2 separate regions of the Homo sapiens genome follow, and region 2 is linked to region 1. The links are chromatin loops, found by intact Hi-C in ENCODE. Cell type or tissue: spleen. All regions are shown on one strand. Each heading gives the region's core, and the rest is flanking DNA. Links, peaks and the distances in the headings are about the cores only.

Region 1 (7,577 bases), core at 2,389-6,388:
CAAGGCCCTAAAGTGGGACTGAGCTTGGTCTGTTTAAGGAAAAGAGGGAAAGAAAGCACATGAGGTTGGCATATGGAGAATGAGGGGAGGACAGCACCAGATGAGGTTAGCATGTTAAGTGGGGCTGGGTCACTTGGGGCCTTGGAGATCAGGATAGGAAAGGTGAATTTTATTCTCCCTGCAATGGGCAGCCATGGGAGGTTGGAGCAGGGAAGTAAAGTGATTTGCATTTTAAAATCACTCTAGCTCCTGAGCCAAGAGTGGGTTGAGGGCACAGCAAGAATGGAGGCAGGGAGACCAGTTACAGAGTGGGAGTCGACTGTGGCTTTGCCAATGATGCTGTCCTATTGCTCAGCTCAGTACCGTGAGCCCTGTGAGAGGCCTCCTCTCTGGTTCCCGCCTTCTGCCAGGCCTGCTGCTGGAGCTCTGTGCATGTAAAAAGTGAGCTGCTGGCCCGGCGAGGTGGCTCACTCCTGTAATCCCAGCACTCTGGGAGACCGAGGCAGGCGGATCACGAGGCCAGCAGATCGAGACCATCCTGGCTAACATGGTGAAACCCCGTCTCTACTAAAAATACAAAAAAAATTAGGCGGGCAAGGTGGCGGGCGCCTGTAGTCCCAGCTACTTGGGAGGCTGAGGCAGGAGAATGGCGTGAACCCGGGAGGCGGAGCTTGCAGTGAGCCGAGATAATGCCACTGCAGTCCCGCCGGGGTGAAAGAGTAAGACTCCGTCTCAAAACAAAAAACAAAACACAAAAACACAAAAAAACAGTGAGCTGCTTGCTGTGACAGTTTCTCCCCTCCTCCAAGAGCCAAGAAGGCTCCTCTGGAAGCAAGAAAATAAATGAGATTGGAAGCTAAGAGCCAGAAGTCCCTCCTCCCACAGTCACTCTGGTCTTGACTTCTGCCCCCCACCCCTTGGTGTTTGCCAGAATCTCTGCCTGTTTCTGCCATATCAATTCCATTTCAGTGTTGTTGGACTACAGATGCACCAATCAGGCAACTTCTTTCCCAAATCCCTTCCAGGCAGGAAGGCCCGGGTCCCTTCTGATCTTGCCTCCTGACTGCAGTCTAGAAGAGCGTGGCCTGGCAGATTGGCCACCAGTGCCCACATGGGCAGGACCTGTGATAGATTGCCACCCCCAGTCTATGCAGGGCCTCTGTCTGACTCTCCCCACTTGGAAGGCAGGAAAGAGGCCCAGGCAGAGGCTGGGCTATGACCAAGGCCACGTTCAGAGGCGGAAGCCAAGCCAGGACCTGAGTCCAGGTTTCCAGACTCCTAACCCCATGGCTTTTTCTACCCCACTATGCCGCCAGCCCATTCCAAGAGAGAAACCAAGAGTCTGAGAATGGCTTTGGAGCAGGAAACCACAACTCTCTTGCCAAGTCCACTTTCCCATCAGAACAAACCCCTTTCATTCTCCTGCCACCTCAGCAGTGTTCCTTTCTCCTGCCTGCCTATCCAGATTTCACTCAGAGACCATTGGAAATCTGGTTAGCGCTGGATTGGGGGTTGGGAGAGGGAAGAGCTAATTCCACACTGGAGATGAACAGCTTATGACCAGCACATTTGGGCCTCTGAACTGACAATGAAAGCCCAGGTGGCATCGCTCACCATCTTCACAGTGATCTGCAGATGGATGAGGACTTCATTCAAGATCAAAAGTTAAGCAGAGACAAAAGGGAGCCAAACACCTACTTCACTCTGCTACTTATCTCTATTCTCCTTGTTATGAGGAAACTGCCTTCTCACTCCTGGGCCTCAGTTCTCCCCTCTGTAACATGAAAAGCTGGCCTAAATGATCTCTGACTGAGAACCTTCTAGTAAGGCTGCTCTGCAAACTCTGTGAGGCATGAGACTGCTGCAATGAATGAGTGGTCAACGTGGGAAGACAAGAGTCCTAGATTTCCTGGGGAAAGCAGCAGTCTCTGATTGAGAACTTACTCTGTTCCAAGCCTTGATCTGAAACCCATCTTGAGGGGAGGACAGGGTTGGGGGAGAGAGAAGAATTGAGGCAGCTGCCATTGAAGATAAATTTTAAGAAAAAAGCCAAGATGTTGAAAGAGGGCATTTAATAAATTTTGCTTGGTGATATATATCTCCCTGTCTCTCCTTGAAACCTTCAGTAAAATGCCACATTAACTGTCAAGGCATTTGCTGTTGGATTTGTTCTTTTCGAAGATTAAGCATTATGCTGAGACTGCCCTCTACAAGGGCATGGTGCCGGAGCAGGGAGGGCCCAAAGAGGCCCCGGCACATTTGAGTATAACCAGAAGAGTTTTACTAGCCTGGCCTGTCCACAGGAGGAAGGCCTGATGATCCCCCAGCTACTCCCCTGCCCCCATCTCCTTTTCCCTCATCCTGGGGCCACTAGGCCACAGAGCACCTCTGCTCAGAAAGGGTGAGAATCCTCAAAGAAGGAACAAGGCCTCGAGGTTTATTTCACAGTTCAGTAACTTGAAATGGAGGGCCCTGGGTCTCAGAGATCTAGGGAGTCGCATATAGGGTCTAAGTTTGACTTGCAAGCATATTGGCATCATTGCCACCTGGGATGGACTGAACAGTGTCCCCCGCTGCCGCCCAAATTCCTATGTTGAAGTCTTACCCACCAATGTGATGGTATTTGGAGGTGGGGCCTTTGGGAGGTAATTGGGGTTAGATGAGGTCCTGAGAGTGTGGGCCCTCATGATGGGATTAGTGTCCTTACAAGACGGGGAGTTTGTATTTCTCTCTCTCTCTCTCTCTCTCTCTCTCTCCCCCCCTCCACCCCCCAGCCCCCACCACCCCACCGAAGCATGTGAGAACACAGCAAGAAGGCAGCTGTTCTTTAAGCCCCTAAGTTTATTGTATTTTGTTATGGTAGCTCAGCAGCTCAAGCTGACAAATAAACCATTCCTGGACCCCTGAGAGGAAGCCAAAGCCTTTCCTTTCACATATATACATGTTCATCAGCAGCCCTGTGAGCAAGGCATGAAAGACACTATCAACCCCATTCCATATGGGAAGAAATTGAAGCCCAAAAAGCAACCTCACTTGACCAAGCTCCCAGAGTGAATAAGCCCAGTGTTGGGTCTCGAACCCAGTACTTTTGAGTCTAAGTCCAATATTCTAGTCCTGGTTTCTCAAAGCGTGGCCCAGGGCCCCCATCCTTCGGATGGATACTCTGCAGAGTTTCTTGAGCAAGAGGAATTGGTGGTGTATCAGGCTTCCTAAATAACATCAATTGAGGGTGAGCTCGTGAATCTGCATTTTAACCAGTTGTCCTGTGAGTCTTAGGCTTCCTAACAGCAGAGAAGCAGCCTTAGTTTCCTCTGGCTGCCATAATAAAGACTGGGGTCTTAAACAACAGAAGTGTATTTTCTCATAGTTTTGGAGGCTAGAAGTCTGAGATTAAGGTGTGGGCAGGGTTAGTTTCTCCTGAAGCATCTCTCCTTGGCTTATAAGATGGAGTCTTCTCCCTGTGTCCTCATATGGTCATCTCTATGTGTGTCTATGTCCTAATCTCTTCTTATAAGGATACCAGTCCTTTTGGATTAGGGCCCACCCATATGACCCTCTTTGAATTTAATTACCTCTGTAAAGGCCTATCTCCAAATACAGTCAACATTCTGAGATACTGGAAGTTAGGACTTCAACTTATGAATTTTGCAAGGGCAAAATTCATAACAGAAGCCTCGATGAAAATGTGATCCCCAAGTCGCACCCCCTAGTGAAGAGCAAGTCATTTCTTTTTCTCCCTCTTCCTCCCACATCTCAGTGCTCTAAAAAGAGCAACATGTTTCAGAGTGCTGGCTCCAAGTGAGCCAAGCCAGGAGGCCATGCTCCCTGTTTCTATGGTCCTAAGCCCAACCGATGCCTTTGGGGACCCTCGGGAAGCTGGGGCTTTCCCTCCCGTCCATGAGAGTGGGTTTGCCATGTGGCACAGTGGCTTGTGAAGAAAAGCCCTGCCCTCAGGTATGCAAGTCAGCTCCATCCACACGTCTTTAAGAGCCTAATTAATCCAAAACCAAGTGGAAGGTGCACTTCCAGAGGCAGAAAACACACACCCACCACTCTGGCTCAGTGCCTGCACAGTAAATATTGTGTTTTGTGCCCGGAAGCTGACAAACTCATGGAACTTGAATGAAACCATCAGGGCTTATCATTTCATGCCACCTAAAGACACCAGAGAACAAAGATGGTGTCTAGGAGGAGTGCATAGGGATGGCCCCTCATCTGTGCATCCTGTGTCTTCAGGCCACAGTTACGGGAGGGGTGGAGCACCCCAGTTTTGCCTACAAGGCCTGGCAATGGAAGCCGCAAATACTCAACCTGACAGGCCATTTCAGTGCTCCTCCTACAGCTGTACCTGACAAGCTAGCTGCGCTGAAGCCCTTGGGCCCAGAAACCTTTGCTCTCCAAGGCCCTTTACCCTCTCTGGAAAGCCCAAGCACTCTCCAAGAGACAGCTCCAATACTAGCTTCCCATGGAACTTTAGTGCCCTCTCCCCTGAACTCAGCCCCTGGCATAGAGATTCTCCATTTCTCTACTCCCTTTGACTCCCAGGCAGGGAGCTCGGTCTCAGTGGGAAACACACCCTTTGCTCTGAGACAGTCCCTGGGCAGGGGCAGTTCTGATATCTCGTGGAATCAGACTGCGACTACCCTCCCTCCATTCCACTTTCTAGTTGCCCGGGGCTGCTGTCCTGACAGTCCCATTTCCCAATGCTCTTGGACCTAAAGGCATATGTATGCACTAGCCCTGAGCATCCAGGGGGCCCAGGGATATGACACAGGCAGGGCAGTGCAGAGCAGTTTCAAAGAGCTGCTCTGCCCTGGTTTTCAGAAGCAGAATGTGGGCTTGTGCACACTGCTTGCCAGCCTGCTAGAGGGCCTCACTCTTGGGAGTGGGAGAAAGGTGGCAGGGCTGTAAGAGCCACTGAGGCAGGAAGAGGAGAGAGGACGGGAGGAAAGGAATGTGAACTCGGCTTTGTAGCAGACATGCCTGTGGGAGCAGAGGGTGGGTGGAGTGCACAGACTGGAGAGAAGGGGCACAAATGAGCACTAGAGCTGGGCCAAGGCCACTTCAGGCTTCCCGAGGCCACTCAGCTTGTTTATGTGAGCTTTTTACACAGAGGCTGTTCTGCAGACCCAGGCCCTCTTTCATCCTTGACAGTGGGAGTAGACTGCTGGGGAGATGAGGCCTCAGGGCCGGAATGCAGACCTCTTCTGCAGAGGGCCTACATTTGGCTGTAAGGGCCCAACCGAGCCAAGCCAAGCTCAGCAGGCAGGAGCTGAGCGGATTTTAGCGCCATGAAAGCAGCTGCTGCAATACTGTCCTATGAGGACAGCTGTGTTTCCCAGGCAGGGCTCGATGTCATTCCCCAGGCATCTGGTATGGGATTCGAGAGCCACCTCCATCCGGCCTTTGCCTTATTTACATGCGCATCTGTGTCCTTCACGTAGCTGAGAGCCCCTCCAGGCCAGCAAATGCATCTGATTCCTATTTCTATCACACTCGCTCCACAGCCCGCAGCCCAGAATCCAGCAATGAGTATGAGATGGCTCAATGTCAGCAAGGGATCCTAGTAATCCCAGAAACCTATGAAGATGAAGTGTGAAGTCACCACTGTAGATGTAGGTCAGGAGATCAGTAATTCTTGGATAGGCAACCTCTCCCATGGGACACAGTTTTTTTTTTGTTTGTTTTGTTTTGGTTTTTGCTGCTGCTGGAGCTAGGGCCCGTGTGAGAGCTACGTGCTTCTTAATCCAAAGGAGAAGAGCTGGCTTACTTCCTCCATCCACAAGGGATGTCCAGGGCCTTCTAAGGCAGCATTGGGCTCTCCAAATCCCCACACACCACACTGGCTTTGCAAGGCATTGTCTCTCTTTTTTCATTCTTCTCCTCCTCCTCCTTTTCCTCCCCACCTTTCTTTGCATATGTATTGACTTTCTCCATTTTACCAGCAATATATGCTCATTAGGAACACTTGAATTATTCCAAATAAGAAAAAGAAGTAGAAAATGTCATCCAATTTCCAACCACCCAAAGATAGCCACGGTTAATATTTTGAAATGTTTTATTCCAATATTTCCTCTAATCTTTCTGAGAAGTGAGGGTTTCTGTGTGTTTGCTTTATTTCTACTGCTTAGCGACAACTGACAGCCAGGTGAGGAGGAGGGAGCAGAATGAGACAATGTAAATGTCAGGAGAGCGGCAATTAGGTCCCAGCTGCACTACTGATGTGCTCTGCAAGGTTGGGCATGCACTGACCCTCCCTGGGCTTCAGTTTTCCCATCTATATAATGGGGTATTGGATTAGATAAGTTCAGAGGCTTCTTCCAGCTTGATGATTCTTTGAATTCATCAAGGAGGAGGGAAGGCTTCAAGGAGAAATTGTTACTTGAGCTGAGATTTTAAAAGCTTTGTTAATAGGTTTGGAAGAGGGTATTCTAAGTTAACCCTGTTAATAGATTTGGAAGATAGCATTCTAAGTGGAAGAGAAGGCAGATGCAAAAACAAAAAGCCTGGAAGATAAAAGCTGTCCTTGGGGGAGAGCCTCTGTAGGCTTGAGGATGTGAGAAATGTCAATGGGAGATGCAGCTAGGACCAGACACCAGATACCTGGAATCCTTTACGTTGAAGGCCCTTTGGATCTAAGATGGGTCCTAAGCAGAGAGTGTTTGTGAGCCTGTCATGTAGAGAGTGGCAGTTGAGAGACGAGCAGGGGGACAGTGCCAGCTCTTGCTCATCCAGGTGTGAGATCTCAGACCTGCCATCTGGCCTTGCTGGCCACGCTGAGATGGCAGTCTGTAGGATCAAGGAATGCTAGAGCCAGGAGCCTATGTTCACCATCAATTGCAAGCATGGCACAAATCTGAGGGTAAAGGATTCAAAGAACCTTGAATGAGAGAGAAGGAGCAGAAGCGCCGGCAAGAAAGCAATTTGGATAAAAAGAAATACTGTAAAAAGAGTGAGATGATTACCTAAACACAGAGTTTGGATCTTCCTGCCATCTCCACCAGCCTTGTCCATGAAAGTCCGAAGCTAATCTGAACATGATGGCAGATAGAGGTGAAGATGTTTAGAGAAATCGTCAGACTTCCTAGGAAGGAAAATGGCTGGGGAGAAGGATGTGGGCATTCATTCACCTACATATTCACCGACTGTCTCCATGGGCCCACTGAGAGGCAAGCCCTGTGCGAGGGTGTCAGCCAAGCTCTTGACCCTCTCAGCCAAAATTTCAATCTGCAAGATGCACATATCAGAAACAGTGGAGTACTGCCCAGTACTTTGTCCCAAGTTAAATAAACTTGGAGGAAATCATGGTGCTTGGGTTGCTGCCTCATGGTCCAAATAGCTTGGCTTCTCACAAATGTTACTAACTGCATTGAAGAAAATGTAGCCTGCATTTCCATTTATCCATAAGACTATTATCACAAAATACAATGCAAGAATTTCAAGATTGAACTGGAATTTGAAAGCCACTTACTCCAGAACCGTTATGACCCTGATTTAAACAGGTTAACACAAATATATATTAGTCTTGGTGTTTCTAAAGAGACAGTTTTCCAAATGCAAGTGGACAAATAAAGGTA
Region 2 (7,577 bases), core at 1,562-5,561, 57 kb before region 1:
TCAGCTTGTCATTTCTATACAAAAATTATGATGGAATTTTGACTGGGATTGCACTGAGTTTATAAATCAATTTGGGTAAAATTGATATTTTAACAATATTGAGTATTCTATTCCATAAAATGGTCCATACCTCCAATTATTTAGTCTTCAGAAATGTTTTGTCATTTTTCAGAATAGAGGTCTTATATATATTATTTTGTTAAACTGATTCCTATTTTGGTTTTGATGCTACAATAAATGAAATTTTCAATTTTTCTTTTTGTGTATTAATTTTATATTTAGTGATATTGCTAAATTCACTTGTTATTTAGAGGAGATGCCTTTTAGATTCCTTAGTATTTTCCACATTAAAAGTTTTGCTGTCTGCAAATACGGACAGTTTTACTTCTTCTTTTCCAAATATTTTGACTTTTCTTTTAAAATTTTTTTCAAATTTCACTGGCTATAACTGCCACTACAATATTGTATGAAAATGGTGAGCATGGGCATCTTTTCTTTTTCCTTATCTTACATTGAAAGCATTCAATATTTCACCATAAATATGATGCTAGCTGTAAGATTTTCATTGTGCCTTTTGTCAGATGTAGTATGATCTTATGAATACAAGTTTGCTGAGAGTTTTTATAAAAGAAGATTGTTGAATTTTGTCAAATACTTTCTCTGTCTATTGAAATGATCATTGTTACTTTTTCCTTCTAACACAGTGAATTATATTGATTACTTTTCAAGTGTTTAATCAATCTTGCATTTCAAGGAGAAACCATGCTTGATTATTATGTTATCATATATATATGTATATACATATATATGCATACACACATATACAGATCTGATTAAATTAACATTTGGTAAGTATTTCAAAATCAATATTCATGAGGAATATTGTTTTGTAACTCTTTGTAATACCTTTTGTTATATTTTGGTACTAAGGTTATGCTGGTTTGATAAAACAAGTCTGGAATTTTCCCTCTTCCTCTATGTTCTGATGCAGTCTGTGTAAGATAGGTGTCATTTCTTTCTTAAATGATTAATTGTATTTACCAGTGAAACGATCTGGACTTGAAGATTGTTTGCATGAATGTATTTGATAATTAATTTGATTACTTTATTAGATATAGACCTATGCAGATTTAATATACTGTCTTATGTCGGTTTTGGTAAGTTGTATTCTTTAATTAATTTGTCTATGTCTTGTAAGTTTTCAAATTATTGTTGACATAAGTTTGTTCATGAGTTTTATTAACTTGTTATGTCTTTTAGACATAAAAAAGGCTAATTGGACATGTAGTGATAAACTCATTTTCACCCTTGATATTAGTAAATTGTTTTCTTTCCCTAAGTAATTGTCTAAGTAGAAATTAATCAATTTTATTGATATGTTTAAAGAATAAATTTTAGTTTGGTTCATTTTCTCGACTGTTTTTCTTTTTGTGTCCTTTCTTCTGCTTACTTCGGGTTTACTTTATTATTTAGTTTCTTTATAATAAATTAATAGATTGTATTTTGTCTTTTCATTTTTAATATAAGCATAATGCTATAAATTTCTCTGAAGCACTGCTTTATCTACATTACTCAAATTTCGATATCTTGCATATCATTATCATTCCGAATTCAAAATTCAGAATTCAAAATAAATTATAATTCTTTTTGTGATTTTAAAATGCCTTTTCATGTTATTCATATGATCTATATGTTTACTAAGTTTTTTCTCCAGTTATTCTCACAATTGTTGAGATAGGACTGTTAAAACCTTCAAAAATGATTGTAAATATGTCTATTTTCTTCTTTTAACTTTGTTGATTTCTGCTCCATGTATTTTTAATCTCTTTTATTAAATGCATATGTATTTATGATCGTTATGTCTTTCTCATACATTGGCCCTTTTATCATTATGAAACATTACGGTTTATCTCTCATGATACTCTTTTTATTGAAGTTTATTTTGCTAATGTAATAGCAATGCCATCCTTCCTTTGGTAACTTTGTGCAAGATGTATCTTTATCTCTTTACATTTAAAATTCATCTCTTATAGATAGTATATAGTAGGATATTGCTTATATACAAGTCTAGCAATCTCTGCCTTTTAATTCAAGCATCCTCTGATTAACATTTAATGTAATTATTGACATATTTAATCGTTTTTGTTTCAGTGTCTCTTCTATTTTTTCCCCTTATGTTCCTCCTTTCTTGTATTTTTTTTGGCTTAGTTACTTTTCTGCTTTCATTTTATCCATTGCCCATTTACGTACAACTGTCTTTATGTTACTTTTTTTACATTCATAAACTTTATTTTTAAATCAGTTTTAGATTCATGGAAAAATTGACAGGAAAATACAGAGATATTCCATCTACTCCCTGCCTCCACAAATGCATAGCCTCTCCCATTATCTACATCTTCTATCATAGTGGCACAGTTGTTATAATTAATGAACCTACATTAACACATTATTGTTACTCAAAGTCCATAGCTTACATTAGCATTCACTCTTGGTGTTGTACATTCTGTGAGTTTTGACAAATGCATAATGACATGTAGCCGCCATTTTAGTATCACACCACCATCATAGTATCACACAGAGTATTTTCACCGCCCTAAAATCCTCTATGCTCCACTTATTCATTTATCCTTCCCCCTAATTCTTAGCAAACACTGATCATTTTACTGTATACGTTTTTGCCTTTTCCAGAATGTCATATAGTTGGAGTCATACAGTATATTGCTTTTTCAAATTGGCTTCTTTCACTTAATTTCATCCATATCTTTTCATGACTTGGTAGCTCACATCTTTTTAGTGCTAAATAATAGCTCATTATCTGGATGTACCAGTTTGTTTATCCATTCACTTACTAAAGGTCATCTTAGCTGCATCCGAGTTTTAGAAATTATCAATAAAGCTGCTATAAATATCTATGTGCAGGTTTTGTGTGGACATAAGTCTTCTATTTACTTGGATAAATGCTAGGAACACAATTGCTTGATTGTATGGTAAGCACATGTTTATTTTTGTAAGAAACTGCTTAACTGTCTTCCGAAGTGGCTGTTCCATTTTGCATTTCCATCAGCAACTAATGAGAGTTCCTATTGCTCTACATCCTTGCCAGCATTTTGTATTGCCAGTGTTTTAGATCGGCCACTCTAAAAGGTATAGTGGTATCACATTATCATTCTGATTTAAAACTTCCTAATGACATATGATGTTGAGCGTCTTTTCATATGCTTACTTGTCATTCATATATTTTTTGGTAAAGTGTCTGTTTGGGTCTTTTGCCCATTTTAAAAAATTGGGTTGTTCATTTTCATATTGTTGAATTTTATGAAATCTTATTATATTTTGAATAACAATACTTTATCATATATATCTTTTGCAAATATTGTCACTCAATCTGTGCTTTGTCTTCTTATTCTTTCAGCATTGTCTTTCACAGAGCAGAAGTTTTTCATTTTCATGAAGTTCAGCTTATCAACTAGGTTTTTCATGTATCATGCCTTTGGCGTTGTGTCTAAAATATCATCTCCATATCTGAGGTCATCTAGGTTTTCCCCTGTTATCTTCTAGGAATTTTATAGTTTTGAATTTTACTGTCTGTGATTAATCTTGATTGAATTTTGTGATGGATGTAATTTCTGTGTCGAGATTCATTTTTTTCTCCTTGTAGATGTCCAGTTCTTCTACCAATATTTATTGAAAAGACTCTTTTCTCCATTGTATTGCCTTTGTTTTTCTGTCAAAAATCAGCTGAGTAGAGTTATGTGGGTCTATTATTGACCCTCTGTTCTTTTCCGCTGATCCATTTGTCTACTCTTTTATCATACTATGCTGCCTTGATTACTGTAGATTTATGGTAAGTCTTGAAGTCAGGTAGTGTCAGTCCTCTGACTTTGTTCATCTCCCTGAATATTGAGTTGACTATTCTGTGTTTTTTGCCTCTCCATATAAACTTTAGAATCAGTTTTTGTGAGCAACAAAATAAGATGCTGGGATTTTTATTGGGATTGCATCGAAATTATAGATTAAGTTGTGAACAACTGACATCTTGACAATATTGAGTTATGTTATCCATGAACATAAAATCTCCTCCATTTATTTAGTTCTTCTTTGACATCTTTCATCAGAGTTTTGCAGTTTTCCTTACATGCTGTACGTATTTTGCCAGATTTATATCTAAGTATTTCATTTTTAGGAAGTTCTGTGTTTTTTATTCAAATTCTACTTGTTCATTGCTGGTATATAGGAAAACAACTGACTTTGGCATATTAACTTTGCATCCTGCAACCTCACTGTAATTACTTATTAGCTTCAGGAGGTTTTGTTGTTGTTGATTCTTTCAGATTTTCTACATAGGTAATCATATCATTTATGAAGAAATAAATTTTTATTTCTTTCTTCCCAATCTATATATCTTTGGTTTCATTTTCTTATCTTATTGCATTTGATAGGACTTCCAGTATAATGTTGAAATGCTGTAGTGAGAGGAGACATCCTTGCCTTTTTCTTGATCTTAGTGGGAAAGCTTCTAGTTTCTCACCATGAGGTATGTTAGCTGTAGGTTTCCTGTAGATGTTCTTTATTAAGTTGAGGATTGCCCCTTCTATTCCAGGTTTTCTGAGAGTTCTCATCATAAATGGATGCTGGATTCTGTCAAATACTTTTTCTGTATCCATTAATATGACCATATGATTTTTTTCTTCTTTAGCCTATTGATGTAGTGGATTACATTAACTTATTTCTATTGTTGAAACAACCTTGCATACCTGAAGCAAATCCCACTTGGCTGTGATGTACAATTCTTTTTTATACATTGCTGGATTCCATTTATTAATATAAATATCTGTTGAGGATTTTTGCATTTATATTAATGAAAGGTATTGGTTTGAAGTTTTATTTTCTTATAATGCCTTTGTCTGGTTTTGGTATTAGGGTAATACTGGTCTCATAGAATGAGTTACGGAATATTCCCTCTGCCTTTGTCTTCTGAAAGAGATTGTAAAGCATAGGTATAATTTCTTTCTTAAATATCTAGTAGAATCCACCAGTGAGAACTCATCTGAGCCTGGTGCTTTCTGTTTTGTAAGGTTAGGAATCATTGATTCAATTTTTCAATAGATATAGGCCTATTCAGATTGTTATTTGTATTACTTTTTAATGTTACTCTAAGTGCTTAATATACGCCCCTAATTTTTCGTGGTTTAGTTAGAGTTAGTGCTCTACACAAAATACTGTCACACAAAATGTAAAAATCTTGCAACTGAATTGGTCCATTCACTTCACCACCCTTCCTGCTATAGTTTTCATACCCACACGCACACACACGCACACATATATGTACTACATGCTATATATGTTATATGATACATATATATGCTATACATATGCTATATGCTACATATGTTTGTGAAACAAGAGGGGGGAAATTGATTTTTCAAATTTTCCCATGTATTTAACTTTTCTTATGTTATTCTTTTGAGTCCGGATTTATCTCACCCCAATTTAACAAATCTGCCTTCTCCCAGATTTGTTAAACATTAGAGTCACCTGAGGAAGGTTTTGTAAAAGCAGGTGCCTAGTGCCAGGACAGTACTGTTCATAGGTGAGGCTTAAGCATGGGCCTTTGCAAGATGCTCCCAACATTACCTGATGTACAACCAGGGCCAAGCAGGCCCAAGCGCCTCCTGAGCTGCCAAATAGCATGACAAATATCCTGGGGCTGGCTCGCTGTTTTATCCTGTTCCCACCTCATGTGTTATCAAGCTATTGGCCTTATATTATCTGATTATGAGTGCCTTTCTTATCTCTCCTAAAATGTCCTTCTTCAAACTTCAAAATCTTCTCCTAACTCATGAATGTTGGCATTAGAAGACAAATTTGGTCATTCTTTCTTATAGCCTCTATCTTGCCATTTGACTCTTCCTATGATGTATCTTTAGGTTCTCCAGCACTGTCTACCCATCCCAAAAAACTCTTTCATTCATTCTTTACAAAAAGTATGTGTTACTTCTAAACTTCACCCTTATGGATATCACAGTGACATGAGAGGCATGTAGCAATGTAGGAAACAGTGTGCTTTCTTGAGTCAAGTGGTCTCAGTTCAAAATTCATCTTGACTCCTGATGAAATTCATGATAATAGACAAGCAATTTAACTTTCTGTCTCTCAGTTTCCTCACATGTAAAATAGGGATAATAGTAATTCCAACCCATAAAGTTTTAGAGAAATTTGATATGCATTGTTTAGCACAATACGTGACACTAAGAAAGTTCAAATCAATCAATAACAGCTGGTTATTGCCATTATTATGACAGAAATGGTCTCTGTTCTCTACAGAGCTTACTAGGCCAGTACTAACCTAAGTGTGGTCCAGAGAGTGCTACTTATCCTTGATGGGACAGGGAGCTTGTAACAGAATGTAAACCAAATCATCACTAAGCACGCTGTTTAATACAGTTGACGTTTATTTTCTTTTTTATTTATTTATTTTTTGGAGTCTTGCTCTGTTGTCAGGCTGAAGTGCAGTGGCACAATCTCAGCTCACGGCAACCTCCGCCTCCCAGGTTCAAGCAATTCTCCTGCCTCAGCCTCCCGAGTAGCTGGAACTACAGGCACATGCCACCACGCCCAGCTAAGTTTTGTATTTTTAGTAGAGATGGGGTTTTATCATGTTGGCCAGGATGGTCTCGATGCCTTGACCTCATGATCCACCTGCCTCGGCCTCCCAAAGTGCTGGGATTACAGGTGTGAGCCACTGCACCCTGCCCAGCTGACGTTTATTTTCTAGCAAGACTTTCTCAATGAAGGAGTTAGAGCATTGATTTACATTCTACAGCAAGTGTCTCATTTTGTAACCAACCTGTACTTTAAGGAGCACTTATCCTGAGGATTTGTAGCCTCCCTGGTGTAGCTAGGTAGTGGAAATTGTTCTGGGCTTGAAGGCAGAAACCCTGATGCCAGCTTTAGCTCTATCACTGGCAGGCAAGGTGACCGTGGACAGGCCATTTAAACCCTGAACCTCTAATTATTCATCTGTAAGATGGAAATAATTACCTCTCTCTCCTTCCTTCTTGCCACCATGAGTTTCACGTGCACTTGAGGGCTGCAACAATGCCAGGAAATGCTTCCAGGCCTCTACTGGGAGAGTAAGCCAAATCAGCCCCTGGGGTCATTTAAAGTCAATAGCTCTCCAGAGCTTCAGACAGAGCTCCGCGGCAGAGTAAAGAAGAATGAGGCTTGCTACTAGCTTCCTGCATACCAAAACCCAGACGTTGTGACTCCCACTCTCAGGTTAAATAGAGGTAACCAAAGGCAACCAAAGCCATCATTCATTCTCTTTCAAATAATGTTTTGTGTTCAAGCTAAGTGCCTTCCACTTAAAGGGTACTTTGCAATTTGGGGCCTGGCAATGGCATTGGCCACCCATTACTTAAAATCTTCCCAAATGTACAAACATTATTAGTACAAGCATGGAACAGACAAAATAACATAATGCAGCTGGTGGATAATGGGGAGGACATTGAGGCTCAAAGCATCAAGTGGATCCTCATAGGCAATAAGCCAATCCAAGAAAACATTGGGCCCATACC

Evidence for each region. Peaks named below come from ENCODE experiments on the same cell type or tissue, not always from the same donor. Only the 100,000 strongest peaks of a DNase experiment are listed, where the experiment ranks them.
Region 2: a loop joins it to region 1, with 5 times the contacts of the local background. A loop is called at or near these places in 2 of 110 quality-filtered maps.

The regions. Positions count from the first base shown.
Region 1 is chrX:151,774,340-151,781,916 of GRCh38, reverse strand. No RefSeq gene overlaps it. Among named protein-coding and RNA genes, the nearest start is that of CNGA2, 43 kb to the right of the region's middle. In spleen, for the core only: no CTCF peak of the experiment used is centred there; DNase peaks (open chromatin) are centred at 4,556 and 4,876.
Region 2 is chrX:151,830,723-151,838,299 of GRCh38, reverse strand. No RefSeq gene overlaps it. Among named protein-coding and RNA genes, the nearest start is that of MAGEA4-AS1, 77 kb to the left of the region's middle. In spleen, for the core only: no CTCF peak of the experiment used is centred there; no DNase peak of the experiment used is centred there.